Linked DNA regions of Homo sapiens: region 1 is linked to region 2. The links are chromatin loops, found by intact Hi-C in ENCODE. Cell type or tissue: PC-9. All regions are shown on one strand. Each heading gives the region's core, and the rest is flanking DNA. Links, peaks and the distances in the headings are about the cores only. Region 1 has its middle 33 kb from the start of NHLH2. Region 2 overlaps MAB21L3 (mab-21 like 3).

Region 1 (8,341 bases), core at 108-8,107, 330 kb after region 2:
GTGAAGGATGACGTTGATCTGGACTAGGTAATGCTGGCAGAGGCTCAGAGGAAGGGCAGGTCTGAGTAATGTTTAAGGGTGAAATGGGTAGCACTTAGGAGTGATGCTCGGTGGGGACAAAGGGTTGAGGCCCCTTGAGGATGACTCATCCTTGAAGGAATCCCCCAGCAGGTTTCCCACTCTCAGCAGTAGCATAGGTAGTGTGGACACTATCAACCCTTATGCCCAGCACAGATGGTCTGACCAAATGCTCATGGTTACCAAAACACTGCTATTGTGGGGAGCTGAGTCTCTATGCAGAAAGGCTTCAGTCCTGAGGCCACTGGCCAGAAAAAGTCCCTCTGCCTCCAAACTACCCCTTCTTGCTGGGAAGGAAAGTGTTAGCTCAGGAGATCTGAGTTGCTCAAACCCTATACATTCCCAAGAAAGGCCTGATTTCCGCAATGGCCCTTGGCCAGTTTCCGGGAGATAAGCTCTGAGTCCCTGGATATTCTGCCTGATAAGGGACATTTTGTTTGCTTGAGGCCTTGGGTCACATGTTACCAGTTGGATCAGATTGTGCTAACAATGTGACTTGTGGCAAACACTTGCTTTTGGTCTAGGAGTGCTGGAGTCTGAGTAGCTGAAACCAGTCACACAGGTACAGCATGCCTACATGACAGATCCCCAATAAAAACTCTAGACACCAAGGCTTGGGTGAGCTTCCTTAGTTGGCAACACTTTATATGTGTTATCACACACTGAGGCTGAGAGGATTAAATACATCCTGTGCAGCTCTATTGGGAGGGAACATCTGGAAGCTTGCACCTGGTTTCTCCTGGACTTTGCCCCATGTATCTTTTCCCTTTGCTAATTTTAATCTATATCCTTTTGCTGGAATAACCTGTAACCATCAGTACAACAGCTTTCTGAGTCCTGTGAATCTCTCTAATGAATTGTCAATGAAACCTTGAGCGCCTGGGGACCCCTGACACACACCCAACTCTGGAGTGACAGAAGAAGGGACTGTTGGGAAAGCATGCAGCCAGAACCTGGCATTTCACCACAGAGTAGGTTCTGTGCAAACAACATAAGTGGGGCACTTATGTATTGCACAGAACAGATGGGCAGGAATGAACACTTGCAGAAAACACTGGGAGGATGTTTCCCAGCTTATCCAGAGTCCAAGGCCACTCCGCTCTTCTCCAAGTGGCCTTGGTGGTCTTGCTTTTGTCCAACACAGCACTTCACCTTTTAATTTTCAGCTTTTCCAAAAAGTCTAATTGTCCTTCTTCAACTCTCCAGCTTATTTCTTTTGCCAGATAGTCATGTCCAAACTGGGTACAGAACTGTAGGCAATTTTCAGATACTGTAAAGTAGAATTTACACTGAACAACAGTTGCAAGAATCTACAGTATGTCCTAGAAATGCAATACATTGCTGTGCCGGCAACTTATAGGTTATTTGAATAACATGCTGTAAACAGCTGGTAAATTAAACTTCTCAGCAATGGGTATAATCCATAGCCAGAAAACCTGAGGTTTGATTTTATGCAAATACAAGCTTTTTGTGCACAATCTTACACCTTACTTTTATCACTTTGTCAGCTGGTTTATAAAACATAAGATACATTTAATAAGTGGTGCCCACCTCCTCTACACTTTTTCCAGACGAGGACTTAGATTAATAGGTATTTCTGCTCATTATGTAGTCCAAGCCCATTCTTGTTTTTAATGACAAGCCTAGGCACTATGAACATTTTACATTCCAGTAAACATGATGACATCCTTGTATATATTTGGAAAGCCTCTCTGAGTTCTCCCCACAACCAAGTGTAACAGCACATGTAACAGCATACTCCCTTCCCCTGGCCCTGCCACTTCCTGGCTTGGTTTTCCCTTCATTATCTCCCACTCTCCACTACTGTTGGGGCCCTCAGTTCTGCACCTAGGTTAGTGGCAAGCAAGACAGGAATTTCTTCATTGTTTATGACCTCGTAGAGGCAGTGTTCTATGCAGAATACAGAAAGTTGGTTATTATAAGCACACAGAAATGCAATACAGAAAATGAAGTAATACAAAGTGATTGAAAGGGTGGGAGGACGGGATTCTAGGATGGGCCTCCAGAAAGCCACTACTGGAACTGCTGAGTTCAAAGACACGCCGCCATGCCTGCTACCCAAGGATCCACATCCTCTGCTGCCTCCACCACCTCTTGATGCCAGGAAGCTAGGGACAGACACTACCACAGTACATGCCCTCTGTCCTCAATCTTGCTTACCAGCAACAACAGCAAATGGGACAGGAAGGCAGCCTCTGCCTTGCTTCCACTATTCAAATCTCACTTGTGCATGTAAATGGCAGAACCTAAGTGTATGTAAGACCTTGCTTGCAAGGAAAGCTTGAGAAATGAAATGTTGAACTTTCCAGCACTCACAGTACAGGAAGCAGACCAGGAGGTGACAGGGTGGAGGTTGAGTCAAGCAGTTTGCTATATTCACCACAGGCTGGTAAGGTCCCTTTAAGATCTAACAGTCCATGTCTGACCAGGATCCTGAGGAAGAAAATGCAGTAATTTTAAGGAAATAATATAGAGAGGGAAGTGTGCCTTCTACTACCACCTCCTCTTCCACTACCATCTATAGGAAGAAATAATTTCCAGATCACATGCTGGAGTGAAGAGAAACCAAAAGAAACTTGAATCTGAAGCTTTGCCTTAACAGTTTGGAGGCTTTCATGGGAAGAGTACATAGCTTTTTAAAACTATGATTTCAAACTTATGAGCTGTTTCATGTCTTGTAAGAGGTGGAGGTCCATATATAACAAAATTTAGATACGTAAGTAGAAAGTAGGATCCACGCCTGTAATCCCAGCACTTTGGGAGGCCGAGGAAGGCGGATCATGAGAGGTCAGGAGATCGAGACCATCCTGGCTAACACGGTGAAACCCCGTCTATACTAAAAAATACAAAAAATTAGCTGCGCATGGTGGTGGGTGCCTGTAGTCCCAGCTACTCTGGAGGCTGAGGCAGGAGAATGGCATGAACCGGGGAGGCAGAGCTTACAGTGCGCCAAGATAGTGCCACTGCACTCCAGCCTGGGCGACAGAGTGAGACTCCGTCTCAAAAAAAAAATAATAATAATAATAAAAAAACAACATGAGAGAAAGAAAGAAAGAGAGAGAGAAAGAAAGAAGAAAGAGATAAGAAAGAAGAAAGAAAGAAAGAAAGAAAGAAAGAAAGAAAGAAAGAAAGAAAGAAAGAAAGAAAGGAAAGAAAGAAAGAAAAAAGAAAAAGAAAGAAAGAAAGAAAGAAGGAACTTGGGATGGGGATGATGGGGTGGAGACTTGTCTAGTGAGAGAAACACATCTGGGACATGTGATTTTCAAGGATATTACGTAACTATTTACAGGATAACTCTGAATGAAGAGTTCAAGAAATTTGAGAGTGTGATTTTAGGAATTCAGATGAAAGACAGAAGAATGATGAGAAACTAAGAGTTGGAGAGTTTGTACAATTCAATATCATTGTAACTTGCAAACAAATAAAATATTGTTTTAAGGCAGGATTTATTAACCTCAGCACTATTGACATTTTGGGCCAGATAATTCTTTGTTGTGCAGGTGTCTGATCACCAGCAATGTCTCCAGACACTGATAAATGTGTCCTGAGAATAAGGGGTAGGGGGTTGGGGGTTAGGGGATAGTTGGGAGCAAAATTGCCTCCAGGTAAGAACCACTGTTTTACAGTTTAGGCTTGGGTATCAGTGTGTAGGCTCACATTAGCAATGGGAATAATAGGGAAGACAACAAAGTTGGTAGAATTTGGAACTTGGAAAGTTAGCAGTTTCCTTTTAATCTTACATATTTGTTTTAAGGGTGTCTTCAGGACCTCAGCAAACCCTCCTAGCATTTCCTGTTCATTCCAACATCCCACAGGTATCTTTGTTGATAAGGGCTCCCCCTACTGGGCATGATGTCCTTAAGCCTTCAGTTTACAAAAGCTAAGATCTTAGCTAGGCTATTCGAGCAACCACCCCCTTTCTCCCCTGTCACTATTGTACTAAAGAAGTTCAGAGGCCATCTACCATCCCATTAGTGGAATAGTTCCACGTAAGGGCCTTTTAAAGTCCTAGTTAGATTCAAAGACTTCTGGAAGAGAGGACAAAGTTCAGTGCAAGCATCAGTGACCCCTCCACTCTGAAATGAGATATCAGGGTTCAAGTCAGCCAACTGTTATACAAAACATTGTTACCTGGAGTATCTCCTTGCTTCATTCCCAAAGTATGTGCTTATCTGTATCCTCAGTGAGTCTCTGCCAGTGACCATGTGTCTGACCCTGAGATGTGTTTTCTTAATTCAACAACTGGGAAAGGCTCTATAAAAGTATCCCTTCCTTTTCTCTCCTTATCTCCTCTGTGGCACCATGGACTTGGGAAACCCAGTCATGGCTAAAATACTACCTTGTTTCTGAGGCCCATACTGAGTCCAATAGGGTGGCAGAATTTCTAGAAGGAATGCCTTTGATATTAGCAGGGCTTTAAAATCCCCTGAAACACCCTAGACATATGTAACCTAAGAGCCAATTTATGGCATGCATCCATTGGTTTCAGGAGATGTTAGGGGCAGAATTCATTCATTCAATAATTATCGAATACCAACTATATGCCAGATATCGGGTTAGGTGCTGAAGACAGGAAGAGATATGAACCTGCCTTGAGGGAATTTACCATCAAGTAGAGAAAATTAAGGAATAAACTGTGGTACTAGGGAAGCACAGCATGCCAGAGAAACACTTTCAAGAGTGCAAACAAGGGTTATCCATGACATCTAAAACCACTAAGTGAAAGGTTGATGGAAGACTTTATAATACATGGTTCAGCTAAATGGCATCAGAACCCAATGATCAATTCCAATATCTCTAAAAGTGAAACAACCAGTAATAGTGTTCCCTGCAATGTGATGGAGATACAAAGCACACAGCTTTAGAGCATACCATTTAGTGTATTACTGTAAAAAAAAAAGGTACAGAATCTAGTTAAGTCTCTGGATTTAACTACTCATTTACAGTAAATACAGGGAATAAAGGAACATGTTAAATGACACCATGTGGATACAATCAGGCAAATTCAGAATGAGAGAAATTCTACAGGGCAAATAACCTAGTTTTTTCAACAAATAAATTGAATGAAATAACAAAAGAAAGAAATAAGAGAAACCGTTAGAGATTAAAAGAGATTTAAAAGTCAAATCAATCAAATGCAATGTGTAGCTATGATTTAGATCTTGATTTAAACAAATTAACTATAAAAAGACATTTTTGGGACAATCATTTAAAATTGAATATAGACTAGATATTAAACAACATAAAGGAATTATTATTAGCTTTGTTGAGAATAATAATGGTATTGTGTGTGTGGTTTTTTAGAGTCTTTATGTTAAAGATAGATAAAAAAGAACTCGTAGATTAAATGATATGATGTTTGGGTTGGCTGAAATACTCCAGATATATTCATGTATTACTGGTACAGTTAAAAAGTAAGTGAAAAGCAAAAGAGAAAAAAAGGAACCTGGCTTTTCTTATTCATGATTAACATACATTAGCATGCGAGAGGGACCTTATTTAATCTATGGAATTGGAGTGGAAGGCAGGGCTATAGAAACCAGGTTCCAACAGGTGAAACCTTCAAGAGGGAAGCAGGGAACAAGGTGGGATGTGTTCTAAGCCTTTGCATCTAAGAGTGGTTCATGGCCCAGCAGCACTGGCATCTCCTGAGTTATTATAAATGCAAAATCTCAGGCCCACCTCAGACCCACTGAATCCAAAGCCATTTTAACAAGATCTCTAGGTGATTCACATGCACATTAAAGTTTGAGAAACACTGCTCTAAGTGCATGCTCATGTTTTAATGCAGTTGCTCCATTTTCTACCTCTGAAAGCTCTTAGTGACCAAATCTAAGATTTCATGCAGGATCCCTTGAGAGCAAAGATTTGTGTATTAATCTGCTGCAACACCTACACTGGTTCCCTTACTAATGGCTGATCCACCCCCAGCCACACAACATCCTCCCCGCCATGCTTCCTAATTGATAATCTGCCACCCATGACCTTGGCCAGATGGTGTATTGCCTTGGGACCCCTGGCCTCATCAGCTGATTCCACACTCAGGCAGAACCACATTACAAAGGGAGGCTAGTGCCCAGAGCATCCATAGAGATAGAAGGGCCCCCAAAGATTGTGGCATGCAATTAAAGGGAAAGAACTCTATTAAGTATTTTTATGAGAGGTTAAGGCCCTTTAAAGATAGGGGTCATCAGACCTGCCGTTAATCTAGTCTTGCTCTGTCCTCCAAATAGAAAATACTTTACATATGAAGAGATATGAGGAGGGCATAGGGGCAGCTGTGTAGTGCTCCAAATCCATTCAGATAAGTGGGCCTTTTTTCCACCCTCCCTCTTCTCAAGACAGGAAGGAAGGTTTGTCTCCATTAGTGTTATCTCTCCTTTTGGGCAGAACCAACGTGGGAGTAGCATCTATGTCTTCTTTGTGATTAGCTTTTGTTCATGCACATGGCTGTTTAACGAATATTGATTCTGGTGATGGGTCTGATTAATAGGGTCTGAGGTGTTTCACACTTAATACCTGAGTGGAGGTGAGGCATGTGGCATATTTCAATTCTTGGGGAACTGGCAACCACATCCTAGCCTGTTTTATGAAGTGTCTCAGAAGCAATCTCTTCCATGTTTCTGAACATTTGCCATCAGTATGCCCAGAATCTTCAAGTCTGACTTTTTTGGTGTTGCTTCAGCTGCCTGAGGATCAAGAAGACAGGGCTGAGTAGTATGACTCTGTGTGGGTAGTGGTTTAGGAAACAGGTTTAAATCCAGTTTTGTCAGCTGTATAACACTGAAATTACTCCCTCTATGCCTCAGTTTCCTACATGTAAAATGGGGATGATAATGATATCTACTTCATTGTTTTCTTGTGAGGATTAGATGAGGTGATCATATCAAGCATCCAGAACAGTACCTGGCATAGAATGAGTACTCATTAATGTGATTTATTATGATTTGCTACTTTCTAACCTCAATTCTCCAACACCAAGTGGATATCTTAGAATTCAATTCAATTTTGACACTAACTACCCACAGTTAGGGCAGACTCTACAAGTTAAGGGCAAAGTTATTTGCTTTTGACACTAACTACTCGAAGTTAACATTAGATACCACAAGTTAGAGGGCAAGGTCCCCAATAAGACTGCCCTTACTTCAGATGTCAGCTGAAAGTAGTGTCCTTGGATATCTGCAATTCTATCTGAGTTGGCTACAAATTTAGGAGTTCCCATGACCACATTCTAGTCATTTACTAAAATGACTCACAGAATTTACTGAAAGCACACTAAAATTACGGTTTTATTATAAAAGCCACAATCGGAGAACACCCCAATGGAAGAGAAAAGCAAGGTCTGGGAGAAAGGCTTGGAGCTTCTTTGCCCTCTCTGGGTGTGTCAGCCTCCTAGCATATCAACCTCTTCACCAACAAGGAAGCTCCCCTGAACTATGGTGTTCAGAGTATTTATCTAGGGTCTCATTACATAGGTATCATTGATTAAATGATTGGCCAAGTGATTGAACTCAATCTCTAGCTCCTTTGCCCTCTTTGGAGCTGAGGAGGTGAGGCTGAAAATTCCAACATTCTCATTACATCTCGGTGTTTCTGTCATGGTCAGCCTCTCCCTTAAAACTAAGGTTTTACCATGAGTTGCCTCATTAGCATAAACTGAGGTATGATCAAAAGGGGCTCTTATGAAAACAAAAGACACTCCTATTATTCAGAAAATTCCAAGAAATTTTGAGCCAGGAACCATGGGCAAAAATCAACTACACTCTGTATTATATCACATTCAATAAATATTCTGAACATTTATCTTGAGCTAGGTACTATTCTAGGCATTGGGTATATAAGAATAATAATCTATGTTTTCAATGGTTTTCTTTAAATCATAAGACAGTGCCATATTCGGATCACAAGTTGGGATCACCAACCTTGCTTCACCTTCATAACTACTCATATAGAACCGCATCTCAGGGGTTTTGAGAATCAGAATATTTTCAAGCTGTGGGGCACCTAAGAATTTGTTAATACAAATCCACTCCTTCACAGATGGAGAAACCAAAAGTTAACTGCCAAAAGGTTACCCCATGACAAATGTCATGGCTGCCAATCTGGAGCTATTTCTGCTACACCATGATCATGGGATCAGAAACATTGCCATCTTTGACAACGGAGGGCAGTAGATATTTACAATCCTTTATATTAAGGACCTACTCATCTTCCTCTACCCACTTACTTATTATGGCCCTCA
Region 2 (8,341 bases), core at 258-8,257:
AATGATCCCTAATAGAAAATCCGAGATGCAAGAAAGAGTAGTGAGTTAACATAGTGGCTAATATGTGCATAAAATAAGAAATATAAAATAATGTAATAAAAATATCTATTTTATTTATGTGTATGTGTGTAGGGGTGTGGTAAATAGTCTAGAACCAAAATCCAGGATGACAACAGCAGAAAATGTGGTAGGGAGATTGATAGCAGCCAAAGCCTTTGAGTCCTTGTCAGAAAGGAAAATGAAGGTATTGATTAGCTTTAGATTTTAATCTACACAATTTAGTCGGTATGTGTAAATAGTCTTGGTAACCATTAAAAGGACAGAGATAGGGTATGGACTTTCCAAGCCAATAAGAAAAAAAAGAAATTTAAAAAGAAGAAACAAACCTCTTAATTTTAAAAAGATGAAAAGTGGGGGGCAGAGGATTTATAAAATAGGTCAAATAGAAAGTAAATAATAAAAGAATAGAAATGAATCCATATGTATTTTCAATTCGAATAAATATAAATGGACTAAACATAGAGTCAAAAGACCTCAACTATCAGATGGGATTTTTAAAAAATCAGCCATTTATAAAGAATGCAGTTATCAACAACATAAAGTATACAAACAGATAGAAAGTTAAAGGATGGAAAAATATATACCAGGCAACTACTAGCCAAAATAAAGTGATATTATTGTATTAATAACTGACAAAAATCAATATTTACGCAAAATGTTTACAAGAGTTTAAAAAGGTCACTTTATAGTGAAAAAGCTTCAATTAATTGGGAAGATATAAAAATTCTAAACCATACAGCCCTAATAATATAATTTCAATGTACATTAAACACAATTTTGACAAAACCATACACAAAAATTGAAAAGTCCATTATCATAATGAGAGATTTTAAAACAACTCTCTCAGTAAATGTTAGGAAATACAGCCCCCCCCAATAAATCTATAAAATATAGAAAATTTGAGCACTGTAGGATATAACTGACATTTATTAGACATTACATCTAAACTTGTGTATCTTCTTTGTATGTACATAGAACAATGAAGAAGTGCTAAGCTAAAAAGCTGGCCTCAATTAATGTCAAGGGATTGGGGTCATTCAGATCACTTGTTGTTATTACAGTGCAATTGAGTGATAAATCAATAACAAAAACATAACTAGGAAGCCCAACAGGTTTGGAAACAATTTTCTTAAAATTAGTGTAGAAACTAGAAAATAAATAGAACTTGAAGACAATAAAAATAAATTATAAAAAAAACCTGTGGAATTGCACTAAAATGGCGTTTAAAAATTTCTATACTTAGAAAAGAAGAAAGGGTAGGAATTTCTCTTTTTAAATTTTATTTATTTATTTTATTAATATAGAGATGAGGTCACACTACGTTGCCTAGGCTGGTCTCCAACTCCTGAGCTCAAGTGATCTTCCCACCTCAGCCTCCCAAAGTGTTGGGATTACAGGCGTGAGTGGGTAATTACAGGTGGGTGAATCACAAGGTCAGGAGTTTGAGACCAGCCTGACCAACATGGTGAAACCCCATCTCACTAAAAATATAAAAACTAGCTGGGCGTGGTGGCGTGCACCTGTAATCCCAGCTACTCAGGAGGCTGAGGCAGGAGAATCGCTTGAACCTGGGAGGCGGAGATTGCAGCGAGCCAAGACCACGCCACTGCACTCCAGCCTAGGCGACAGAGCGAGATTCCGTACCCTCCTCCGCCCCCCTACCACAAAAAAAAAAAGATTAATAGTAAAATATCTCCTGGCAATAAAACTGAAGGTCCAGCCAGTTCTTTACATGAGTTAAACCAAACTTTCCAGCAAAGAGATTACCCCAATATTATTGGAATAGAATAGGAAAAATAAGGAACAGCTACTTCTCCTAAAAGCCATAGCTATAAAATTCTAGAGAATATAGGAGCACTCCCATGACCTGAAAAGAGAGAAGGATTCCTTAAACAAGATGCAAAATGTGCTCCATTATAATGGAGAAAGTTGCTGAAAATCCACCCATATTAAAATGGAGAATTTAGATTGGCGTAATCACTTTGGAAATATTTTGACAATATTTAGTAAATTTAAACATTCATGTATTCTGTGAACCTACATTTTATTCTTATGTGTACACCCTTAAAAGACTTGTGTGCATCTGAAGATGTATAAGAATGAGCATAAAAACATCATTCAAATCACAAAAACTGGAAACAATGCAAATGTCCAATTACAGTAACAAGAATATATAAAGTGTAGCAGCAGATTCCCACAGTGGAATATTATTTATTGGTGAAAAGGAATAAACGACTGCTACATGAAGACACACATGGGAGTCTCAAAAGCATAAAAACAATCTCAAAAGATTGTTTCTCTGTGGCCATGAGAAACAATCACAGACGACTTTATACAGTATGATTTCATGTATGTAAAGCCTTTAGATAAATGAAACAGTCAAAACTAAAAACACAATTTGGGATGCATGCAGATCATATTTTGTTGATTCTAAGCCATGTCTCTTTTTTTGACATTTCAAACACTTCAAAATTGAGATTCATTTTGTAACCAAAATTTTGTAACCAAACCATTCATTTTGTGAGTCTCTTTCTTAGAGGTGAAATAATAATGCATCTTACAATGTCGGGAGCTTAAGTTCAATGAAATATGGTAGGAAGTAGAACTATAAAGAAAAACATGAGAATGATTAACATAAAATGTGGGATACCTACGATTACCTATGTCTGGGAGGAAGGAGGCTGCTGGAAGGAAGGGGAAGCAAGGAGAATTCCGTATACTGACAATGTGCTATTTTTCACCAAGGTACAGTATATTGGTGTATTATTATTATTATTATTATTATTATTATTATTATTATTATTATTTTGAGGCAGAGTCTCACTCTGTTGCCCAGGCTGGAGTGCCGTGGCACAATCTCGGCTCACTGCAACCTCTGCTTCCCAGATTCAAGCTATTCTTCCACCTCAGCCTCCCCGAGTAGCTGGGACTGCAGATGTGCACTACCACGCCTGGATAATTTTTTGTATTTTTGGTAGAGACGGGGCTTTGCCATGTTGGACAGGCTGGTCTCACACTCCTGGCCTCACGTGACTCCCCCCGCCTCAGCCTCCCAAAGTGCTGAGATTACAAGTGTGAGCCACCGCGCCCAGCCTGCTTTATTATTCTTCTTTAAATAGGTTAGATTCTCACATGTATAAATATATTTCACAATTTAAAAAAACAAAAAGAGTGAATGAGGCGAGTAGGTGGAGATACACGTATAGTAACTCAGGAAGCTGGACAGTAAAGGGGAGAAGAGAGTGAAGCGGCCATTGCGGGAGGATGTGGAGGAAACTACAAGAAATAAATGGAAAGACTGAAGAGCTGGGAGGCATCTGAGCTGTCACATGTGGAGAAATTGGCCTTTCAGGGAGATACCTTCTATATTTTAGCAAGAGGGACGAAGGGGAGAATGGGCTTGCAGAATTTGCAGTGAAATTTTCTCATGTTTCCTCTGTGATGGTTTATATTTTCTTTACAAAGAATTTATCTGTGGTCTGGTATAGTTATCAGGAATGGTAGAGATGGGCAAATAGCACGAGGGGTAGGCATCTAAAATGAAAACATTTGTTCAGCAGTTATCCCATGCCAGGTACTCAACTAAGAGCCTTTTACATCCATCATTCCATTCGTTGCTCTCATTAACACTATGAGGTATATATTCTTTCATGATGCCTGTAACAGTTTCCTAGGGCCATAGGAAAATAACCAAATACCACAGACTAGGTGACTTAAATAACAGAAATGTATTTTCTCCCAGTTCTGGAGGCTGGTGGTCCAAGAGCAGGTGTGGACAGGCTGGTTTCTCCTGAGGCCTTTCTCCTTGGTCTGTGGGTGGCTGCCCTCTGCGCATGCACATCCCTGGCATCTCTCTGTGTGCTTAATCTCCTCTCCTTTAAGGATACCCGTCAGACTGAATCAGCTAATCACCTCTTTATTATTAACTTAATCACCTCTTTAAATACAGTCACATTCTGAGGTGCTGGGGGTTGGAGCTTGAACTTATGAATTGTGGTGGACACAATTCTGGCCATCACAATGCCCATTTTGGAGAGAAGGAACTAGAGACACAGAAAGGCCAAACAGCTTGCCAAGGTCATGCAGCTCCTCGGCATCAGAACTGGGATGCAGACGCAGGCAGGTCAACTGCGGTGGCTGAAAACCAACCATTCCTCTACACGCCTAGTCTTGGGCCTGGAAGAGTGAAGAAGGATTGAACGGTCTTTTGGAGAATTAAAAAAAAAAAAGAACAGAATAAAGGAGTAATATTCTCTGGCTTTTCTTAGCTGTGCAATCTGTCCCAGGAAACAGAATGGAGCTGAATGCCCCGGGAGCCTGGATGGACGGTCCTCTCATAGGCTCCCTTTTAAAATCTGAGTTTTAAGGAGAAAGATGTAAATCTCGGCTAAAATGGCAGGAAAGGTCAACAATTTGGCATGAGCTGGAATCCACTCATCCTTGCTCTGGAGGGACCAGGTGTAAGTTACGGGCTGAGAAGTGTGACACCTGCTGGGCTCCGAGGACGAGAATGGGTGGGACCTGGCTCCTTTCATATGTGTTCCCTTGCTGCCCTCTGCTGGCAAGAATTGGGAATACGCAGGAAGCTGCTGGTAGCCCTGCTTCCTGCAAAACCCTCAGATCTCAGGGGAAAGACGGAAAGAATCTACCGGAATCAGACTGTGGCGCACGTCAGTTCCTCCCTTTCCACACACGTACACACATATTGAACCAATGTTACAGTCAATTTTCACTTTTTAGCATTCCGTGACTGTGTAGCTGTTTTAAAAGTTGCTTAAGATGGTTTTTGTTTTGTTTTGAGACAGAGTCCCGCTCTGTAGCCCAGCCCAGGCTGGAGAGCAGTGGCCAGATCTCAGCTCACTGCAAGCTCTGCCTCCCAGGTTCAAGCGATTCTCCTGCCTCAGCCTCCCAAGTAGCTGGGATTACAGGTGCCCACCACCATGCCTGGCTAATTTTTGCATTTTTAGTAGAGACGGGATTTCACCACGTTGGCCAGGCTGGTCTGGAACTCCTGGCCTCAAGGGATCCGCCCACCTAGGCCTCCCAAAGTTCTGGGATTACAGGCCTCAGCCACCCTGCCCGGCCGAAATTAAATTTAAAACCTTATTACATTTGCCACCTTTTCAAAAATGATGTTTCCTAAGATACAAGAATATGAGAATTAGAATACAAATTTTTGATGATTTAACAAAATGTTAGTTTGTTCACCATTTTATATGCTCTTTTTAAATTTTTTTTTTAGAGACAGGGTCTCCCTTCCGGTGACTCCGTCACCCAGGCTAGAGTGCAGTGGTACAATCAAAGCTCACTGCAGCCTCAGACTCCTGGTCTCAAGGAATCCTCTCATCTCAGCCTCCTGAGCACCACATCCGGCTAATTTTTAAATTTTTTGTAGAGACGGGGTGTCAGTGTCTGGCTATGTTGCCCAGGCTGGTCTTGAACTCCTGGTCTCAAGTGACCCTCCTGTCTCAGCCTCCCACAGTGCTGGGATTACAGGCATGAGCCACTGCACCAAGCCTTCATGTTTTCAAAAATTGTAAACTCATTGTTGGTTTGGAAATTTTTTTTTCAATATTTTAAAATCATTACTTATTAAACGATAGCCTAGGGACCCCACCATTTGGTTACAGTACTTTTTTTTTTTAATCATACTTTAAGTTTTAGGGTACATGTGCACAATGTGCAGGTTAGTTACATATGTATACATGTGCCATGCTGGTGCGCTGCACCCACTAACTCGTCATCTAGCATTAGGTATATCTCCCAATGCTATCCCTCCCCCCTCCCCCCACCCCACAACAGTCCCCAGAGTGTGATGTTACCCTTAATGTGTCCATGTGTTCTCATTGTTCAATTCCCACCTATGAGTGAGAATATGCAGTGTTTGGTTTTTTGTTCTTGCGATAGTTTACTGAGAATGATGATTTCCAATTTCACCCATGTCCCTACAAAGGACATGAACTCATCATTTTTTATGGCTGCATAGTATTCCATGGTGTATATGTGCCACATTTTCTTAATCCACTCTATCATTGTTGGATATTTGGGTTGGTTCCAAGTCTGCTATTGTGAATAATGCCGCAATAAACATACGTGTGCATGTGTCTTTATAGCAGCATGATTTATAGTCCTTTGGGTATATACCCAGTAATGGGATGGCTGGGTCAAATGGTATTTCTAGTTCTAGATCCCTGAGGAATCGCCACACTGACTTCCATAATGGTTGAACTAGTTTACAGTCCCACCAACAGTGTAAAAGTTTTCCTATTTCTCCACATCCTCTCCAGCACCTGTTGTTTCCTGACTTTTTAATGATTGCCATTCTAACTGGTGTGAGATGGTATCTCACTGTGGTTTTGATTTGCATTTCTCTGATGGCCAGTGATGATGAGCATTTTTCATGTGATTTTTGGCTGCATAAATGTCTTCTTTTGAGAAGTGTCTGTTCATGTCCTTCACCCACTTTTTGTTGGGGTTGTTTGTTTTTTTCTTGTAAATTTGTTTGAGTTCATTGTAGATTCTGGATATTAGCCCTTTGTCAGATGAGTAGGTTGTGAAAATTTTCTCCCATTTTGTAGGTTGCCTGTTCACTCTGATGGTAGTTTCTTTTGCTGTGCAGAAGCTCTTTAGTTTAATTAGATCCCATTTGTCAATTTTGGCTTTTGTTGCCATTGCTTTTGGTGTTTTAGACATGAAGTCCTTGCCCATGCCTATGTCCTGAATGGTAATGCCTAGGTTTTCTTCTAGGGTTTTTATGGTTTTAGGTCTAACGTTTAAGTCTTTAATCCATCTTGAATTAATTTTTGTATAAGGTGTAAGGAAGGGATCCAGTTTCAGCTTTCTACATATGGCTAGCCAGTTTTCCCAGCACCATTTATTAAATAGGGAATCCTTTCCCCATTGCTTGTTTTTCTCAGGTTTGTCAAAGATCAGATAGTTGTAGATATGCGGCGTTATTTCTGAGGGCTCTGTTCTGTTCCATTGATCTATATCCCTGTTTTGGTACCAGTACCATGCTGTTTTGGTTACTGTAGCCTTGTAGTATAGTTTGAAGTCAGGTAGTGTGATGCCTCCAGCTTTGTTCTTTTGGCTTAGAATTGACTTGGCAATGCAGGCTCTTTTTTGGTTCCATATGAACTTTAAAGTAGTTTTTTCCAATTCTGTGAAGAAAGTCATTGGTAGCTTGATGGGGATGGCATTGAATCTGTAAATTACCTTGGGCAGTCTGGCCATTTTGACGATATTGATTCTTCCTACCCATGAGCATGGAATGTTCTTCCATTTGTTTGTATCCTCTTTTATTTCATTGAGCAGTGGTTTGTAGTTCTCCTTGAAGAGGTCCTTCACGTCCCTTGTAAGTTGGATTCCTAAGTATTTTATTCTCTTTGAAGCAATTGTGAATGGGAGTTCACTCATGATTTGGCTCTCTGTCTGTTATTGGTGTATAAGAATGCTTGTGATTTTTGTACTTTGATTTTGTATCCTGAGACTTTGCTGAAGTTGCTTATCAGCTTAAGGAGATTTTGGGCTGAGACAATGGGGTTTTCTAGATATACAATCATGTTGTCTGCAAACAGGGACAATTTGACTTCCTCTTTTCCTAATTGAATACCCTTTATTTCCTTCTCCTGCCTAATTGCCCTGGCCAGAACTTCCAACACTATGTTGAATAGGAGTGGTGAGAGAGGGCATCCCTGTCTTGTGCCAGTTTTCAAAGGGAATGCTTCCAGTTTTTGCCCATTCAGTATGATATTGCCTGTGGGTTTGTCATAGATAGCTCTTATTATTTTGAAATACGTCCCATCAATACCTAATTTATTGAGAGTTTTTAGCATGAAGGTTGTTGAATTTTGTCAAAGGCCTTTTCTGCATCTATTGAGATAATCATGTGGTTTTTGTCTTTGGTTCTGTTTATATGCTGGATTACATTTATTGATTTGCGTATATTGAACCAGCCTTGCATCCCAGGGATGAAGCCCACTTGATCATGGTGGATAAGCTTTTTGATGTGCTGCTGGATTCGGTTTGCCAGAATTTTACTGAGGATTTTTGCATCAATGTTCAACAAGGATATTGGTCTAAAATTCTCTTTTTTAGTTGTGTCTCTGCCCGGCTTTGGTATCAGGATGATGCTGGCCTCATAAAATGAGTTAGGGAGGATTCCCTCTTTTTCAATTGATTGGAATAGTTTCAGAAGGAATGGTACTAGTTCCTCCTTGTACCTCTGGTAGAATTCGGCTGTGAATCCATCTGGTCCTGGACTCTTTTTGGTTGGTAAGCT

What was found. Hi-C counts contacts between places; a loop is a spot of excess contacts. Peaks named below come from ENCODE experiments on the same cell type or tissue, not always from the same donor. Only the 100,000 strongest peaks of a DNase experiment are listed, where the experiment ranks them.
Region 1: it touches region 2 in a loop (5-fold over the local background); 7 of 110 quality-filtered maps call a loop at or near these places.

The regions. Positions count from the first base shown.
Region 1 is chr1:115,803,531-115,811,871 of GRCh38, reverse strand. No RefSeq gene overlaps it. Among named protein-coding and RNA genes, the nearest start is that of NHLH2, 33 kb to the left of the region's middle. In PC-9, for the core only: a CTCF peak has its summit at 3,938 (motif pointing left); DNase peaks (open chromatin) are centred at 571 and 3,911.
Region 2 is chr1:116,135,488-116,143,828 of GRCh38, reverse strand. MAB21L3 (mab-21 like 3) reads right to left here. Exons shown (of 8, transcript NM_152367.3): 8 at 5,680-8,341. Among named protein-coding and RNA genes, the nearest start is that of MAB21L3, 28 kb to the right of the region's middle. RefSeq lists enhancers at 4,427-4,721, 4,820-4,869. In PC-9, for the core only: CTCF peaks have their summits at 4,392 and 4,611 (motif pointing left); a DNase peak (open chromatin) is centred at 4,578.